2 separate regions of the Homo sapiens genome follow, and region 1 is linked to region 2. The links are chromatin loops, found by intact Hi-C in ENCODE. Cell type or tissue: PC-3. All regions are shown on one strand.

Region 1 (2,500 bases), 290 kb before region 2:
CAGGTATTGTCTAGCAGATAATATAGAGGGAAAATAGAACTATCTTCAATAGAGCCCCCTTTGACTTGTAAACTATGATACTCATAATGTTTAGTGCATGGTGTATATTTAGCTTCCTGCCCATCTGGTCTTTTGTTGAGGGACTGAACAATTGGTTTCCATAAGATCCAGTATTAATGAGAGCCCTCATTGTGGTTATTTTTATTACTCTCTTTCTTGAGCAGTTTTTTTTTTCCAAATGAGAATATTTACTGGGTACAAATGTAATTGCTTCAGAGATTTCCAGAAAAGGTGCTAAATTCGTCCTTATCCCAAAGCTGAATTTTAGTTGATCTTTTTTCCTCACCGACTTTTTCAGTTTTGTTTTTCACCACTTTCAAATAAGAATCAGTTGCATGTTCCAATCCTGGAGGTCTCTGAGTTTCCAAACTCTGAAGAAAGGGGCAAGAAAGGAAGAGTTAGGGATGTTAGAAGAGTTAGAAGAGTTACGAATGTTCCTATGTGCCTTCCGTCTGTCTTATACCTGCTGCGTGAGGAGCTGACGCCAACACCCAAAGCCCTGGACAAAGACTTCCTCCACAGTCACTTTCCTCTGACCCACAGGAACCTCCTTGGCTCCTCTCCCTCTTGCCTTCACAGCTTGACTTCCCCTTGTCATCTTGCCCTGTTAGGATCTAGCACCCTCAGAGCTGCTCTGGAAACCCCATAGGGCCTATCTCTGCCACTTGTACTACTCCACTCGCTCTCAGTAATGTGGGTGTGAGGTGCCTCGTCCCCTTGCCTAGCCCTTTCATAACATGGCTGGAAAGTCTTGTATGTGCTGTCCCCAAAACAGATCAGACAATGTTGACCCAACAGAAGGAGCATGGTCACCTCAGTCCCGGTGGGGGTTGGGGGTAGGGGGTCGGGGGAGCCAGTGAGGGGGAAGCGCACAGTGAAGGAGGCCTTGGATTTGGAGACAAAATTCATTTTGGGAGCCTGGAAGCTCTCTGGAACTGGACACAAACTCTTGTCTCTGTAGTTTGCTTACCCAGGGAACTTGGGTAAGAGCTAGTGAATAACTCGTATATGTATTATATGACCTTAATAAGTAATATTGTTTAGCCTGAGTTTTTGATACAGTTTTCAACTGCATGATGTTCTAACTCTGTCTGAGTTTCACAGAATTATTTCTCCAGAGTAAATTGACTTATTCTTCTGAGCAGAGCCCAGGTAGCCTAGTTATCTTAACTGTGAGGAACTGATAGAGCTCTCTATCTCCTTGGGGGATGTTTAAAAATACATAAAGCAAAATTATATCACCTTAAGAACGTTATGGTGATATAACATTCTTATCACCATGCTTTTAACATGCAGTCAGCCCTGCCAAATTTTCCTCTGCCATTGAGAATTGGAGTAATTATTATAAGTGCAGACAAAACTAGGTTTCTCTTGCAGGCAGATTTTTGTGATTGCACCCTGGACTTTCGTTCAGAATTCTTTTCAGTTTCTTAGGAAAGCTAAATGAAATTGCTGCAGTAAGGCCAGAGGGGGGCACCAAATAATCGTGATTGATAGAGTGGTTTGGCTGAGCATTTGCGGGAGGCTCAGGCATCAGGCCTGTGAGCCTCTGTGTCTGTTTTGAGCATTTTGGGCATAAAACATATTGAAGTCTCTTTGTTTACGGAATCGTCGTCAAGCCAGGAGCTGACACCCGAGCTTCAGTGGCCCAAAACATACTCAGCTAATGGGGAAGCAGCAGTTGGCAGGTTCTGTGGTTGTAAACATTTTAGAAAAATTTCTTCACGCTTTTTAGCTCCTTCCTTATTTCACTTATCAGAGTTGAATTGTGGGAAGAACTGAGAAACAAACTCTGCCATGCTCTTGGAAGGCGAGAATGCAGATGGGTCGTTCTTTCTGAGACAGAGGAATTATTGGCAATTTTCTAGGATTAATTGTTCTTGATAAATTGCTGAAATATCTATTTGGTCCTCAGGAAACTGGGGAGCATTCAATACCATTTAAAGTGTTTCTGCATTATTGGCTATTTCAGAAAAGTTGGCTTCCTCTGCTGTACTTCCTAAAGCCAGATTTCTAAATTCAATACAACTTTCAAAGCTATTCTACCACAATTGTTGCAATTTATCTAGTATGGAAAAGTAGTGTTTCATGTTTGTTGGTAGTTACTACTCCTTGTGATCTGTAGTTTGCTTAGATGTCCTTATTTATAGTGAATTAATTTAGGGCAGTGGGCAGGGGCCAGGGCAAAGGAGTTGGAATGTCCTCTATTCAATTGAGGAGGGTCTAGGTACGCTTACTTCATTCTTTGTCAGTACATGATGGATTCTAAGTCTTCTTGCAAAATACGTGTGAACACAAAAGTGATTAATTATGATCATGTCAAATTTGAAACTGATTTAAGTCCTGAACTATAATCTGTCACCTCAGTTTTCCTTTTAGACTTTTTGTATGGTTTAGGAATATTTCAAAAGTGTCCTTTGACCATCTCTTTTCATAAAGT
Region 2 (2,500 bases):
TACCGAGAGACTTGACCAAACTTTAACATGGCCAATAGCTACCTAAGGCCTGTCTCTGGGACAAATCCAGCCCTCTTTTGAGTGCCTGTCTTGAAAAGCTCTGGGCTGTCAAAAGAATTTTCCCTTTGTTCTACTCAATATCTGATGATAGGTCTCCCTTTCTTAGAATGTTTATCAAACAAACAAAAAAATTGGAAATCCTTTCTGTGTTTCTTTGAGATGTATTTGTATTTCATACAATTCAAGAGTGTCTTTCTCAAGGGCCTGAAAGCCATTCCTTTGAAATGCAGTCATCAGGAAGGATAGTCTGTGTTTTCCAAGCTCTGTAAGAGAACAGAATCCTAACTTCAGTAGTTGCCAGCCAGCAGACACAGCTGGCCTAATGGCATTTATACTGACTGACTGTAATTTTTCACTTGACTCCCTGCTTTAAATTGCCCAGTCACCTCTGTGCAAATCAGAATGCAGCTCCGCTCTTTCTCCTACTGTTAACAATTACTGAATAAAATCTGTTTTCACTACTTTAAACTAGTGTCCGATTTGGTTATCTTTGACACTAGAGACTGGCTTTGTGATAACACCTACCAAACCCCTGCCTCAAATTTCTTTTCATGGTAAATGTGTGCTTATGTGTGTGTGTGTATTTTCTGAAGGAGACGGTGAGGTTGAGTCTTCTCAGGATAGTTCATGGAAAAAAAAAAAAAACCTGGAAAAACATGAAAAGGTTGTCTGTTTTCTGCATCTGGTTCTGAGGAAAAGGACCGAGGGCTAGTTTATGTTGTAAATTTTTAAAGGTCACAAGTAAAAGTTAAACATGCTTTCATTATTTTAGCTTAAATCAAAATGAAATTTAAAGTGGATGCAGCTTTAGGCAATGCTGGATACAGGGGTTTAAAGGATGAAATTAGAACTCAGTTTCTTCCTTTAGATCATGCTGTTCAATAAAACACTCTGTGATGATAGAAATGTTCTATATCTCAACTGTCTAATTCAACTGTCACATGTGACTATTGAGTACTTGAAGTGCGGCTAATGGCCAACTGAGAAAATAAAGTATTTCCATTTATTCTGAATCAGTTCAAATGTAAAACACTGCGTGGTGGCAACTCTGTTAGTGAGCGCCATTCTAAATTATGCTGTGTTTGCCTCTTCTTGGCTTTATTCTCAAGACAGACTGTCTCTGTGTGGCATCTAGATGGCTCCTGGAGTGTCCAGACTTAGCCAGTTTTTAAAAAAATTATGATCTCACAGAAGGAGAAAAACTAGCCCTCCTTCAGTAGCCTTGTCAACTTCAGAAGCCTTGTCAACTTCTGATTGACCTTGCTTAGGTAAATCATTGTGTGCAAGAGGATGGACACTCATAGTGTAGTCTGAGTCACATTTTATTGTGGATCATTCAATTCACTGCCCTTCTGGAATAGTTTTGAGTTCAGAGGAAACCATTACTAAATAGTGGCTAAGGAAGAAGTGAAAGGACTGTGTGAGAAAGGGCAAAAGCAGTGACACCTTGTGGCCTGGTTGGTTTTACCAAACCAAGCCTGGGTCTGCTTATCCGGCACAGTAAAACCAAACATCCACACTGAGGTTTGCAGCAAGAGAAAGCATGGTGTTTATTTGCAGGGTGCCAAGCAAAGAGAATTGGACAGCTAATGCTTAAGACCTGACTTCCCTGATGGTTTACAAGCAAGGGATTTTAAAGGCAGGGTTGAATTTCAAAAAAGAAGTTACAGACAAAATGATAAATTAATACATGGAAGTTATACAATGCTTTGGCCCAAAATGGTGGGATATCTTGAAGCAGGGCCTTTCAGGTTATAGGTGGATTCAAAGATTCTTTGATTTGTGATTGGTTAAGAGAGCAAATCTTTGTCTAAAGTCTTGGGGTTAGCAGAAAGGAATGTTGAAGTTTGGCCTGTGGGCATGACTCCAGGACCCTCAGGAAGAAATTTAGAACAAAGAACAGCAGTCAGATTTCAGCCCTCAGTGCCCCTTTATCTGAGATCTGTGTGCCAGTGGATGGCATTTTCTACCCAGTGGGGGTCCAGGTTTATGAAAAACAACTCAGGAATATATGTTAAGATATTACCTTTAGCTACCAAGGGAATCAAACATCTTGAGGCTCAAATTTCCTTGGCTGTTGTTCTAAGTTATTATCACCTTTTTGCTTATTATCAGGTTGCTCATTTACTTACCAAAGCTAGCTAGGTACCTGGAAATTTCCTTGAAGGAACTCAAAATTTTTCTTTATTTTCATGCATGGGGAGTGGGGAGCTATCTTAGGTAGCAGGCCCCTAAGAGGGATCCCTGCTCCATGTTAGTGACAGTGTACCACACAGGGTTAATAATTAGAATTTCGCTCTTCAGTACAGAGAGAATTTGGTACCTGAAGTCCAGGTCAGGAAGCAGCAGAAACCATACAGTTTATAAAGTTTATAAAAGAAACCATGCAGTTTATTTCAGTGTCCTGAAAACATCAGCAGTATCAGCATGTGAGGCACAG

Evidence for each region. Peaks named below come from ENCODE experiments on the same cell type or tissue, not always from the same donor. Only the 100,000 strongest peaks of a DNase experiment are listed, where the experiment ranks them.
Region 1: it touches region 2 in a loop (14-fold over the local background); 4 of 110 quality-filtered maps call a loop at or near these places.

The regions. Positions count from the first base shown.
Region 1 is chr3:107,117,428-107,119,927 of GRCh38, reverse strand. All of the region lies in intron 2 of LINC00882 (long intergenic non-protein coding RNA 882), which reads left to right. Among named protein-coding and RNA genes, the nearest start is that of LINC00882, 120 kb to the left of the region's middle. In PC-3, CTCF peaks have their summits at 1,316 and 1,523 (motif pointing right); a DNase peak (open chromatin) is centred at 1,547.
Region 2 is chr3:106,823,978-106,826,477 of GRCh38, reverse strand. No RefSeq gene overlaps it. Among named protein-coding and RNA genes, the nearest start is that of LINC00882, 420 kb to the left of the region's middle. In PC-3, a CTCF peak has its summit at 1,508 (motif pointing left); a DNase peak (open chromatin) is centred at 1,417.